2 separate regions of the Homo sapiens genome follow, and region 1 is linked to region 2. Evidence: read pairs that join two places in POLR2A ChIA-PET (ENCODE). Cell type or tissue: endothelial cell of umbilical vein. All regions are shown on one strand. Each heading gives the region's core, and the rest is flanking DNA. Links, peaks and the distances in the headings are about the cores only. Region 1 has its middle 17 kb from the start of MIR3679. Region 2 overlaps MGAT5 (alpha-1,6-mannosylglycoprotein 6-beta-N-acetylglucosaminyltransferase).

The links. Peaks named below come from ENCODE experiments on the same cell type or tissue, not always from the same donor. Only the 100,000 strongest peaks of a DNase experiment are listed, where the experiment ranks them.
Region 1: POLR2A ChIA-PET joins it to region 2 with 13 read pairs; 5 of 35 experiments call an interaction of 5 or more read pairs at or near these places.

The regions. Positions count from the first base shown.
Region 1 is chr2:134,107,937-134,112,507 of GRCh38, forward strand. No RefSeq gene overlaps it. Among named protein-coding and RNA genes, the nearest start is that of MIR3679, 17 kb to the right of the region's middle. RefSeq lists enhancers at 1,034-1,695, 1,696-2,355. In endothelial cell of umbilical vein, for the core only: no CTCF peak of the experiment used is centred there; no DNase peak of the experiment used is centred there.
Region 2 is chr2:134,393,949-134,403,300 of GRCh38, forward strand. MGAT5 (alpha-1,6-mannosylglycoprotein 6-beta-N-acetylglucosaminyltransferase) reads left to right here. Exons shown (of 16, transcript NM_002410.5): 11 at 9,040-9,189. Among named protein-coding and RNA genes, the nearest start is that of MGAT5, 140 kb to the left of the region's middle. In endothelial cell of umbilical vein, for the core only: no CTCF peak of the experiment used is centred there; a DNase peak (open chromatin) is centred at 4,603; H3K27ac peaks cover 2,431 bases.

The DNA of each region.
Region 1 (4,571 bases), core at 2,072-4,571, 290 kb before region 2:
CCCAGTGTAATCCCAAGGGTCCTTCTAAGAGGGAGACAGGAGATCAGAGTTAGAAGTAGTACGTGGGGTGACAGAAGCAGGAAGAAAAGGCAACATGATGTGAGGTCATGAGCCAAGGAATGAGAACAGCCTGCAGAAGATGGAAAAGGCAAGGAAGCAGAATCTTCTCTGAAGCTTCAAGAATGAATGCAGCCCTGCCAACACCTTGATTTCAGGCTTCTGATATCCAGAAATATAAGAGAATAAGTTTTTTGTTGCCTTAAATGTAAACCAAATAGTATCCACTAGGTTTGTGGTAATTTTGTTACCGTAGCAATAGAAAACTAGTACAGATTGTGGTATCAGGAAGTGGGGTGCTGTTGCAACAAATGCCTGCACATGTGGAAGTGGAACTGGAATTGGGTAGAAAGGCCTAGTTTGCACTGAACAGACTGTTGGTAGAAAAATGGATGTTAAAGACTCTGCCGGTGAGGACTCCGGAGGAAATGAGGAACATTATTGGAAACTAGAGGAAAGGGGATCCTGTAACACAGTGTGTCCGGAATTGGTGGGTTCTTGGTCTCACTGACTTCAAGAATGAAGCCGTGGACCCTCGCGGTGAGCGTTACAGTTCTTAAAGGCAGCATGTCCGGAGTTTGTTCCTTCTGATGTTCGGATGCGTTCAGAGTTTCTTCCTTCTGGTGGGTTGGTGGTCTCGCTGGCTCACGAGTGAAGCTGCAAACCTTCGCAGTGAGTGTTACAGCTCTTCAGGCAGCACGTCTGGAGTTGTTCGTTCCTCCCGGTGGGTTCGTGGTCTCGCTGGCTTCGGGAGTGAAGCTGCAGACCTTCGTGGTGAATGTTACAGCTCATAAAGGTAGCGTGGACCCAAAGTCTGAGCAGCAGCAAGATTTATTGAAAAGTGCAAAAAAACAAAGCTCTCACAGTGTGGAAGAAGACCTGAGCGGGTTGCCACTGCTGGCTCAGGCACCCTGCTTTTATTGTCCTATCTGGCCCCACCCACATCCTGCTGATTGGTCCATTTTACAGAGAGCCGAGTGGTCTGTTTTGACAGGGCGCTGATTGGTGCATTTACAATCCCTGAGCTAGACCCAAAAGTTCTCCACGTCCCCACTAGATTAGCTAGATACAGAGTGTGGACACAAAGGTTCTCCAAGTCCCCACCAGAGTAGCTAGATACAGAGTGTCGATTGGTGCATTCACAAACCCTGAGCTAGACACAGGGTGCTGAATGGTGTGTTTACAAACCTTGAGCTAGATACAGAGTGCTGATTGGTGTATTTACAATCCCTTAGTTAGACATAAAGGTTCTCCAAGTCCCCACCAGAGTCAGAAACCCAGCTGGCTTCACCCAGTGGATCCTGCAGCGGGGCGGCAGGTGGAGCTGCCTGCCAGTCCTGCGCTGTGCACCCGCACTCCTTAGCCCTTGGGTGGTGGATGGGACTGGGTGCCGTGGAGCAGGGGGCTGCGCTCGTCGGGGAGGCTGGGGCCACACAGGAGTCCACAGAGGAGGGGGAGGCTCAGGCATGGTGGACTGCAGGTCCCGAGCCCTGCCCCCCAGGGAGGCAGCTAAGGCCGGGCGAGAAATCGAGTGCAGCGCTGGTGGGCCGGCACTGCTGGGGTACCCAGCACACCCTCTGCAGCCTCTGGCCCAGGTGCTAAGCCCCTCATTGCCCAGGGCCAGCAGGGCCGGCCTGCCGGCAGCTCGGGAGTGCGGGCCGCCAAGCCCACGCCCACCCAGAACTCTAGCTGGCCCGCAAGCTCCACGGGCAGCCCTGGTTCCCGCTAGCGCCTCTCCCTCCACACCTCCCCGCAAGCTGAGGGAGCCGGCTTAGGCCTCGGCCAGCCCACGAAGGGGCTCCCACAGTGCAGCGGCGGGCTGAAGTGCTCCTCAAGTGCTGCCAAAGTGGGAGCCCAGGCAGAGGAGGCGCCGAGAGCGAGCGAGGGCTGTGAGGGCTGCCAGCACGCTGTCACCTCTCAGTAGTGGCAGGAAGGGTTAGCAGAACCATGTTATATATTTATGTGGAATGAGGAACTTGTCAACCACGTACTTGGGTATTTAGCTGAGGATAGCGCCAAGCAAAGTATTGAAGGTACAACCTGGCTTATTCTTTTATAACTTACAGCAAATGTCAGAAGAAGGAGATAAATTGAGGAAAGGACTGCTGAGCTAAAGGAACCAGGATTTAATGATTTTGTAAATTCTCAGCCTGTCCAGATTACAAAAAAGGATAAAATTAGGAGATTTACTGTCAGGAAAGTGTGTTCTAGAGAGAAAGCCACAAGTATGGCTTTTTTTTTTTTTTTTTTTCTTGAGACAGTATCTTACTCTGTGGCCCAGGCTGGATTGCCATGGTGCAATCATGGCTCACTGCATTCTCAAACACCTGGGCTCAAGCGATACTCCTGCCTCAGCCACCCAAGTAGCTGGGACTACAGGCACATGCCACCATGCCCAGTTACTTTAAAAATTTTTTTTGTAGAGATGATGTCTCACTATGTTGCCCAGGCTGATCTTGAGCTCCTGATCTCAAGTGATCTTCCTGCCTCAGCTTCTCAAAGTGCTAGAATTATAGGCGTAAGCCACCACACCTGGCCTGGACAACATTTTGCTAGTGTCTGAGAAGAAACAAAATGTCACAGTATTCTGTCACACAGAGAGCTCTTTGAAGAGATTAAGTACATGACTCATGGATTCTTTCAGCCATCTCATGGGACTATCTAGGAAAGATCTGTGGAAGAGCCTCTTATCTAATGGAGTGAATCCCTGTGACATACATAGGAGACCCACAAGATTCTTGATGATGTTATACTAGCAGCAACACTGCCAGCTTAGCCAGAAAGGGACAAAAAGAAGACAAAAATTTTAAAAGGTTGTTGGACTCCCAAAATTATACAGACAGGAAACAGGCTGATAAAACTACTTAGATGGGCCAGGCACGATGGCTCATGCCCGTAATCCCAGCATTGTGGGAGGCCGTGGTGGGTGGATTGCTTGAGGTCAGGAGTTCAAGACCAGCCTGGATAACATGGTAAAACCCTGCCTCTACTAAAAATACAAAAATTAGCTGGGCATGGTGGTGCATGCCTGTAGTCCCAGCTACTCAGGAGGCTGAGGCAGGAGAATCGCTTGAACCCAGGAGGTGGAGGTTCAGTGCACTGAGATCATGCCACTGCACTCCAGCCTGCATGACAAAGCGAGACTCCATCTCAAAAACAAAAACAAACAAACAAGAAAAAAACGTACTTGGATGAAAACATGTGCACTCTTCATGAAAAAGGAAGTATGATTCAGAGGCTAGAGCTTCAGGCTCAAAGTGTTGAGCCAGGCCGGGCGCGGTGGCTCACGCCTGTAATCCCAGCACTTTGGGAGGCCGAGGCGGGCGGATCACGAGGTCAGGAGATCGAGACCATCCCGGCTAAAACGGTGAAACCCCGTCTCTACTAAAAATACAAAAAATTAGCCGGGCGTAGTGGCGGGCGCCTGTAGTCCCAGCTACTTGGGAGGCTGAGGCAGGAGAATGGCGTGAACCCGGGAGGCGGAGCTTGCAGTGAGCCGAGATCCCGCCACTGCACTCCAGCCTGGGTGACAGAGCGAGACTCCGTCTCAAAAAAAAAAAAAAAAAAAAAAAAAAAGTGTTGAGCCAAGAGCCACAGAGGATTAATCTCAGTTTTTGAAATGGAGTTTTCACAGTTGGATTTCAAAATTGCTTGGGACTGGAGACTCCTTTCTTCCTTCCATTTTCGCCTTCTTGAATACGAATGTCTGTAAGTGTTATCCTGTGCCTGTCTCACTAGTGTATTTTAGGAGTAGATAACTTATTTTCTAGTTTTATGGGTCCACTGACAGAGAGGAATTTTTCCCCAAGATGGATCGTACTCAGAGTCTTACCCATTTTTTATTTAGATAATTTAGATGAATAAATTTGGGGTTTTTGAAATAGTAATATTCAAAGAGAATTTGAACTTTGAATTGATGTTATGATAGGTTGAGACTTTTGGGGATATTGAGAAGGGGCGAATGTAGCTTGACATGGAATGGATGTGAATCTTTGGGATTCAGAGGGCAGATGGTGGTAAGCTAAATAATGATCCCCCAAAGATGTTCCCAACATAATCCCTGGATCTTGTGAACATTACTTTATATGGCAAAAAAGGACTTTGCACATGGTTGCCAAGGGTCTTAAAATGGGGAGATTATCCTGGATTATCTAGGCAGACCCTAAATATATCACAAGAATCCTTATAAGAGGGCAAGAAGGGCCAGGTGCAGTGGCTCATGCCTGTAATCCCAGCACTTTGGGAGGCTGAGGCAGGTGGATCACGAAGTCAGGAGTTTGAGACCAGCCTGGCCAACATAGTGAAACCCCATCTCTACTAAAATTACAAAAAGTTAGCCAAGTGTGGCAGCACGCACCTGTAATCCCAGCTACTCAGGAGGCTGAGACAGGAAAATTGCTTGTACCCAGGAGGCAGAGAGATTGCAGTGAGCCGAGACTGCTCCATTGCATTCCAGCCTGGGCTGGACTCTGTGAGACTCTGACAAAAAAAAAAAAAAAAAAAATGCAGGAAGA
Region 2 (9,352 bases), core at 3,292-5,791:
TCAGGCTGCCCTTTTTATTCCTAACTTTGAGAGGCTGGCAGGAAGGTAAGGCCCTTGGGATGAAAGGTAAAGGTGTGTACCATCCCATAGAAGTGGGCCCTGCCTCACACGCCTTTTTCCCTTTCTGGTTTCCCAATGAAACTGGGCCTTCTCCACTCATCCCACCTCCCAGATTTCTACATAATTACTATATATGAGACGTGCCCATTGGAGCTGCCAAATGTGATTTTGCAGACAGGTCTTATCTTTCTCCCTTGGTTGTAAGATAATTACAAGTAGAAAAGTTGGAAATTACAAGAAAGCAATTACTTTTCATCCTGGCCTGCAGAAATTGTGTTCTGCCAGTCACTGTGTGTGTTCGTATTTTTATATTTTGCTTCATATGAAAAAAAACTTTTTGAAATTAATTTTAAGAATGTTTCTTGATCAACTGAGTAAAGATCAATTGACATCTGCTAATACTGTCCTTTAACATGAATATATGAAGAGTATTACTTTGATGGAATCCCTCACAGATTTACAACAGTTAATACTGGAAAACACAAAATGTAATGTTATTCCTTACTAAGAGAGACCAATATATAGATAGAATTCTCCCCCCTTCTTGTTACCAAGAAATACACTAAAATGATTTAAAAGTATTAATGTATTACTTTATATTTTTCATATTATTTTTAATTTATTCTTTACTGATGTGATTGGGTGGTACTTGGCCTCTGTGGTTTGGTTCCTGGCCTTTGGGGCCTCAGTTTAATTTTCAGAGGAAGCCCCGTCACACCTACTGCCAGTGTGACCATGCAGTTTTCCAAAATTCTTCCCTGACAACTCTCACAGGATGGTCCTGTAATAATAGGAGACACTTCTCCCTTGCCTTTAAACAGTATCTGGCCAAGCTCATCAAGCTATCTCCTCCTTTCAGGAAAGGATATTCAGTCCATGATTTCCTGACCCTTTAGGGATTCTATAAAACATGCAATTTCAGTTTGCCAAGGCAAAACCTTCCACTGTGACAGCCCTCTTTGTCACTAAACAGTCTGTTTTCTGTGGTTACTGCCCAGATAGGTGGAAAACAGAAAGCTCTTGGAGGAGTTTGCTGACACATTTGGGCTGTGGTGGTGTGTTTTCAACCTACCAGCCTGTTTTCTGCATGGTAGTATAGCTGGTGGGCTTTGTTGCTTTAGGACCATGCCAATCAGAGTAGATGAAGGAACATCATTATCCGTAAGTGACTGCATTTGCATTGAGGAAAAGAGAAACCAGCTCTGCAATTTGAAGGCCTCCTGCCCTTCTTAAAGCAGAAAGGAGGTCATGCCAAAGGGTTTCTTGTTTTCATAAACTGGCTGGTGGTTCCCCAGGGTCCTTTAAGAGCCATTCGTTAAATGGCAGAAAGCTCTGTGCTAAGGCAGAGAAAATCCTGAAAAACAAAAGTGCTGGAAAATAGAGACCCACACTGACCAGTTCGGACTGAGAGATGTAGAGTGGGCATAAGCATTGGTTCCACATGGGCAGTGATGTGAAGATGCTAGCCAGCTCAGGACTCTCATGTCTAGCTTGTCCCGTTTTATGGCTTTGGAGTAGTATTAGCACCTTGTTTTTAAAAGCAAGGGTACATACTTAAACATATTTTAAATGCATTTTATTCCCAGTGCTGGCTCAGCACTGTACATGTAATAGTTGTCTAAAAGAACCATTAAGTGGTATTACTTCCTATTTATGGATGAGACATTTGCCATCAAGTTGCAAATACAGGACCATTGCTCTTTCCGTACCACCCATTTAGCCTCAGAAATCTCCCTATGTCTGTCTTTGGACCAGAAACCAAAATTCTCACCTAATTGGACAGTAGAGAATAATAAGTAAAGTGTTTGTGGCTGTTCTTTCTTCCTGTTCGTTCCCCCAGATAGGCAAATTCTAGAGCCACTCAGTATCATACTTGAGACCCATTGCCCAAGATGAATCCTAATTTATACCAGATGAGCTCAAGCCAAGACTAAATGTGGAGGCCAGTACATGAAAGGAAGCAGACTCCCCTCTTTTTAGGGCCTGTGGGCCAATAGGTGGACCACAGACTGGGCTGGAAACAAGACAGCAAGCTTCCCCTTATTGTGCCACTGCAATCATTGAGCACCATCTTTTTCTCCTAGAGAGGTAAGGGTTTGGGAAGGAAGAGACAGAGGTGAACAGGCTTTGAGATTCTTAGCTTCCAAGGGTTTTTCAGAGCCCCACAAGGTTTGAGTGGGACACAACAAGGACCACCCCATACATATATACCTTGACCTTGGGTGGTTACTTGAGATAAATGAGCCAAAGACTGCAGAGACTTTAAATTGTTCTGAAATGTAAATTTTTTCGGCTACACTGCTGAAATTCACAGAGATTTGCATTTTAGAACTTACCTCCAATCTTGGAATAAAATAATTTTTCATCTTTGTTGAATTTTAGACTTCAGGAGCAAGCAGATGAGGTAGTTTCTTTTTGTCTCTCTCCTCTCTTTTTCTTTTTTGTTTGCCTTGCAGTTCCTAAGTGAATGTGGTACTTAGGAGCAATATAAAAAGGAGGATGAATCAACTATAAAATATACCTTTTAAGTTTTACAACTCTTTTTATTTTGTTTTTGATTAGAATACACACTTAGGTAGTCTTGGACTTTAAGCTCGTTTGCTGGAAGCAGGTGGAAAGTGAAGGAATGTGCCGTGCCCGAGATCCATGTTTCCCACAAGTCCATAAGTCCTTTGTGGTTTGTGTGCCTGCCCTCCTTGTGTTTTTCACTCAGCCAGCTTGTATTTACTGAGCGCTCGCTCGCCCTGTGCCAGGCCTCTGCCAAGCCTACTGGTTCTGCCCTGGAGAAGTTCACAGTTCCAGCCATCTGGGAACATCCAGTGACAGTGCAGCCCAAGCAGGAAGATGGTTAAGGCACAGAGGAGACAGCATTGACCTTCACCTGGGTGGATCCAGGACTGCCTGCTTGTAAAGGAGGAGGAGGCAGGAGTCCATCCAGAAGAAAAGGAGGGAGGAGAGAAGGTTCTTTTGGGCATTAGCAGTGGCAGACCAGGTGTGAGAGAGCAGGAGAGGTTTGGGAATGAGGGATAAGTTAAGTGTAGGCAGAGACCTTAGCAGATGACAGAGGGAATAGTTGGAGTTAAAGCTGGAGAGCTTGCAGAAGCCCAGATTGTGAAGGGCCTTGTGTGCAGTGTTGGGAAGCTCTTTATATAGGGGAACAAAACTTTGAGTTTTGGAACCTAGTGACAATAAGGAGGATGGGTTGAAGGAATGAGAGCCTACAGACAATGTCTTAGCCCACAGCCTCTAGGAAGCAGGGCCTGAGACAAAGACTAAAGTACCAATATTTTGCTGCAGAAGGAGTTGCAAATCCAGGGCAGCAAGGATGAAGGAAAAGGGAAGTGCAGGGTAACAGACGGTGTGTCTGACCATGCTGGCTCCTGCCTCACCAGGGGCCACAGAGACACAGCAGCACATTGGGCTGCCTGGACTCTCCCCAAAGGCCTGCAAGGAGGAGCTCTACCTTGGAATAGTGGAATAGTCTGGAGGAGAGAAAGGAGGTGGGTTTTATTCGCCCTGCTCCTTCCTGTGTCCTGTTTGCCATCAACCTTGGTTCACCTCATAGATTTCTAAGGCCCCTATAATTCTGCGATGCTATTTAGGAAGGAGGACCCCATCACCCCATCCCATGGTAAGCTTATTCCCCATCTGGCAGCAGAGGGCAGCCTGGTTTGTGTGAGCACTGACTGAAAAAGAGAGGAGCAGGGGCAATCTGAAAGGGCTCCTAAGGAGCGTGCCACTGTTGAGACAACGAGCCCAGCCCAGACATTACGATAGCAGTTCATGCAGGAGGGGGCTGGCAGAGCAAATGGAGGCGACCTGTAGTGGAGGGAGGTTTACAAGATCTTCATTCTGTGCAGTTGACAGCCCCAACCCCAACCTTTATAGGAGTTACGTTACAGTAACAGTAAAGTACTCCCATGGCTGGTTCTGGTCAATGCATACTCTGTGGCCTTGTGTTTCTTAAATAAAAAATAGGATTCATTATTGTATGTTTGTAAAACCAGGTAACAGGCCGATTTCCATATTTGTGGGGAAAGAGGAGGAGCTGCCACAGGCTGAGTATCCCTTATCCAAAATTCTTGGGACCAGAAGTGTTTTTGATTTTGGATTTTTTCAGATTTGGAGATATTAGCAAATACTTAACTGGTTGAACATCCATATTCCCGAAAATCTGAAGTTGAAAATTCTCCAGTGCTCAGCATTTTGGATGACGTGAGCTGTGGACCGAGACCCTGCCACTGTCCTGTTAGGCCTTCTCTGTAGGACTTAAATTTTTCTCTGCCCTCCATGGAGTGGGACACACGCTTGCCTCTGCAGCCTGGTTTTGTCACCCTGGAGAGGGATTGACAGCACTTCCCAGGGAGGACTACTGCTGCCTAAGACTCACAGATGTTCACCCTGGAGGAGCCAACTTTGGGCTGAGCTGCAGAATTTTTTAATGACAGGTCATAAGGTGCTGCGTGAATGAGGGGAACTGACGTCCAGGAGAAATATGTGTGTCTGCAGTGGGGAGCAGGGGTGTTACTGGGGAGGATACTGCTATTCACCAAAGAACATTCCTATACCCTAATTCACCAGCTAAAAAGGAAGTTGGAGATCAAAGAGATATCCGCATCCCCATGTTTATTGCAGCACTATTTACAATAGCCAAGATACGGAATTAGCTTGAGTGTCCATCAGCGGATGAATGGATAAAGAAAATATGTACATAATGGAATACGATTCGGCCATTTAAAAAAATGGCAGTCTGTAGTTTGCAGCAATATGGATGGAGCTGGAGATCATTATGTTAAGTGAAATAAGCAAGTCACAGATGTCGAATGTTCTCACTCCTATGTAGGAGCTAAAAAGGTGGCCCTCATGGAGGTAGAAAGTAGAATGACAGATACCAGAGGCTGGGAAAAGGGGTAGGTGGGAATAAAGAGTAGTGAGTTAATGTGCAAACATAAAGGTGGATAGAAGGAATAAGTTCTAGTGTTCAATAGTAGACAAGGGTGACTATAGTTACCAACAGTATATTGTCTATTTCAGATTAGCTAGAAGAAAGGACTTGAAATGTTCCCAAAACAAAGAAATGATAAATGTTTGAGGTGATGGATACCCTAAATACCCTGATTTGATCATCACATGTAGTATCCATGTATTGAAATATCCCATATATCCCATAAACATGTACAATTATTATCAATTTAAAAATGTTGTAAAATAAGTTGGGGAAAGCTTCTGATTCTCTAGTTCTGCATTCTACCACTCCCCCCTGCTGTGGACTTACAGGAGTGTTGCGTAAATTGAATTGTTTTTCTAAAGCTTTCTCTCCAAGCTCTAAATATCTTATGACTGGTTCTGAACATGTACCTGCCTCCAGCTACAACCATAAACAGCTGAAGAGACACTGACAACACTGCTCATTGACTCCAGCATGCGCTCTCCTTCCCTTTGCATCTCCTCCCCTCAAATGAGCTTAGGTGGATTTAAGTTTTAATCAGTTAGATCAGTTGTTCTTAATGAGAATTTAAATTGAACTAGAGAATAAAAGCATTAGGGGGGTTGCTGGTTGCTCAGCTGGAACCTTTGGGCGACAGAGGTGGTTGCATGCTGTGATATGATACTCAGTGCAGGCCCTTTTTGACTGCATCTCCAGAGATCTGTTGGTGATAAAGTTTTTAGAGCAGATAATTTTCTTTGACCTTAGTCTCTTAAGTTGGAGAAGGAAAGCTTTCTAAGAAGTGATCTCGATCCAGTTCTTAGATCAGTGGGACATACAGGTCTATGGTGGTCACCTATGGTCACCTTCACCCTGGGCCTGGATGACCAAAGTAAGGGAAGGGAAGGGGGAGTGTATGCTGGAAAATGTCTCTTACCTCTAACGCCCTCCCCATTTTGAGCCTTCCCATGTGTAGGGGAAAGGCAGACAAAGACACCTTTAATTTTAAAAATCCTGAATATCCTGCATCTTAAACACAAAAGATAAGAGTGTCCATGAAGACAGAAGGGGATCCTTTGAGCCCCTTGATGGCAAGAACTGACCCTTCCATCCTGGAGAAGAGGAGACCAATTTGATATTATGGAGGCAGAATATACAGGACTGTGTGACTAATTCGACATGTGTGTCCATGGAGCTTGAAGGGGACAGAACCACAGGTGCAAAACTGGTGTAGGTACTTGGCTGGGAGTTTGGTATGAGAGGCTTCTGGGGCACCTTTACCTGGAATAGGCAGCGTGGTTCATCTGCACCAGGATTCTACTCAGAACTCTTACAAGTGGTAACAAGAGACCTGAGGTAGAAGTACCTAATTGTTACATCAATGTCAAAGGCTAAAGTTAGGCTTGAAACATTTTTTTTCCTCTAATCAGCTGTTGGGATTTTCACGTTTATGAAATTGGTAAATCCTTTCTGAAGGTAATCTCTAGTTTTGATTTTACCATGCCTAAAAGTTAGTAAGTTCATACACTTTATTAGTCTTTACATATACCTCTTTATATTTGCCTGAACTTGCCCCCTTGTTATACTTCAAGAAACCCCAGCCTTTTCTGGGATTTAATGGTAATACATATGTAATCTAGTACCTTGTTACTTTCCCAGGCATTTAGTCTGGGAACCCTAATCTTGAGTCTGTCTACAGTGGATATTTTTCTCCAGGACAGGAACCAAATGGGCCAGTTACTGGTCTACCCTGTAGCTCACCACAGACATAGCCTAGGGGCCTTTGGCCCATCTTCACTAGTTGGCAACTGGCTTTTTAGGCGAAATGCCTCCTTTTGCATAAAGGAGAGATGCCTGTCCCCACCTGCACCGCCCATCTCCTGCTTTAAGGCCAGCAAGATGTCCCGAGAGGCCTCCTTGTAGATGAGTGAAATCCACACAGGGAAACTCAAGTAAAAATATGGGGTGGGGTCTGGGAAGAGCTGTGTTTATTATAAGGATCCAGAGGGACCTGGGGAATTTAGGATAGGGAACCACTGTGGGTGGGATAAGAACCAGAGTGGCTCCAGGCCCTAGTTTTTTCTCCTCTGTCTCTCTGCTTTCTTTTCCCACTCTCTTCTCTCCCCTTCCTTCTCCTTATTCTTCTTCTACTCCTCTTTTTTTTTCTAGCTCTGTGTCATGCTTGCAGTGGTGATGTTTTGGTTGTAGTCATGCTCTTGGGTCCCTCTTATGACCGACTGTCTGCGTCTTCCCCTCTCCTTTAGCCTTTACTTGGTTCTTTTCCCAACCCACCCGCCAAAACTGGCAACCAGCTTCCTCAGAACTTGTTATCTGGCTCGTAATTGCCCAGACTCCAACGCTCAAATGACCTTTTTGCTCTAAAGCCAGTGGCCATCTGGCAGTAATCTCCCTGTATACAGGATTCTGAGTTCCCAAGAGAGCATCTGGTTGGCTCCCCTTGCCTTCCTGAGTCTGCTACATCATTCCTGGGCTGCTGGCCAGCCTAGGAGTGGGTCCCCTCAGGTCAGACACACCCTGGGCAGGTCAGCAGCCAGCAGTGGGCACAGGGTAACAGAGCCCCCTGCCTACTTAACAGGAGCTGTGGGTGGGGGCAGGAGTTACCAGATACATCTAGCACAAGAACCATATCCTAGAACCCTTCAAACTAACATATGCCAGGTAGGTGTAAGCTTCTGTACTAATTTAAAACTATACATTTCTAAGTTAATGAATTCAGCATCTTGCGGCCATACCAGACATGGCATGGAATTAAACTTTCAGTCCCACTGTTCATTTTATTCATACATTAGGGTGGCAAGGGTGGTCTTGCTCATTGCAAGCAAAGTCATCCTGGTTCATGAAATGAAGAATGTGGACTGTGCAGTTTTCCCAGTCATGAAGACTTTTGATACATCACTTGAAATGTTCCTCCTGAAGTTGAGGGTCCTTTGTAATATCACCAGGGCAGTGAATGGCAGAGACCAGATCATGAATCGCTTCATTTAGAGCCTGCCTCCGGGCTTCCCTGCACTCTGTGGCTGCTAATACCACACCCCTGTGTCCCTTGTGGTCTTAAGTCACAAAACCAGCTATTATTAGATTTGCCTGGAGTGTCTGAAAACAGGCTTAGAATGAGGAAACCTTGTCCCACTTTTATACAACTGGAAAACATTACAGAATTTGACTTTTTGAAAATTTCCCAAAAAAAGGAAAAGAAAAACCCACAAACCCCAGCTTGTACAGTTTAGTCACAGGGAAACACAGAGGTAAAAAAGGTGAACTTGCTTCCACTTCACAGGTGGTTTTGATTTAGAAAACGTGCCTCAAAATTCAGTGCCTACAAATACAAGAAAAGGGGTTTGGTTGTGCTTCTAATAGTATAAGTAAAATTACTCTTGAATGTTTCAGGGCTCATCAAAATTTACATTTATTCTCTTTTTTCTACTTTTATCTACCTGAGTATTCTCATTATCTCTCCAGCTGTGAGAAACTCTCATCTTCCCATGATCCCAAATTAGGTGGGATCCAGTTCTGACAACATGAGTTAATCATCACTAGAAACATTGGCAAGAGCTGGGGAATGTTTGTATTCCTCTGGGACAGCTTAGCATCTCTGGGTAAATGTTGCAGTCCAACTGACTGCCTTCCCCGGGCTGTCCTTCCCCAAACTTCCTCTCCTAGAGGTAGGAAGAGCCAAAATCAACTGTTAGGTCTGTGGTAATTTACAAAGCAAGGATGATATTTCAAAACAGTTGGCTATATAATGTATTTCCTCTTGCAAAATTATACAGTTGGTATTCAGTAATATGTTGCCATATAATGTATTTCTTCTTAAAAAATTATACAATGGCTATATGACTGTTTATGTCCACAAAGTCCAGCCAGATTACTTTTCAAAGAAATTTTAGCAGTTTGATTGCCAAATTCCTGTGATCTCCATATTAAGAACTCTCTGTCTGTGGCCTCTAGTCTTAGAAGTTCTAGTCCATGATACAGGTTGTTATGCAAATGAAAGAAAAAGAGAAATGTCTTGTGCTTGTTTTCTTCTTTAGAATAAGAAGATCTACTTGGACATTATTCACACATACATGGAAGTGCATGCAACTGTTTATGGCTCCAGCACAAAGAATATTCCCAGTTACGTGAAAAACCATGGTATCCTCAGTGGACGGGACCTGCAGTTCCTTCTTCGAGAAACCAAGGTAAAAATTCACCACGGATGTGGTGTTCAGGTTATTGCCATTGGCTGTGAAAATGGGATCAGAATATTTCATGCTTGTTTTTCAATGCTGCAATAAACTCTTGTGGCTATTTTGGGGCAGCAGTTTGCTAGACCAATGGCAGCTGAAAAGTAAGTGAATTGTG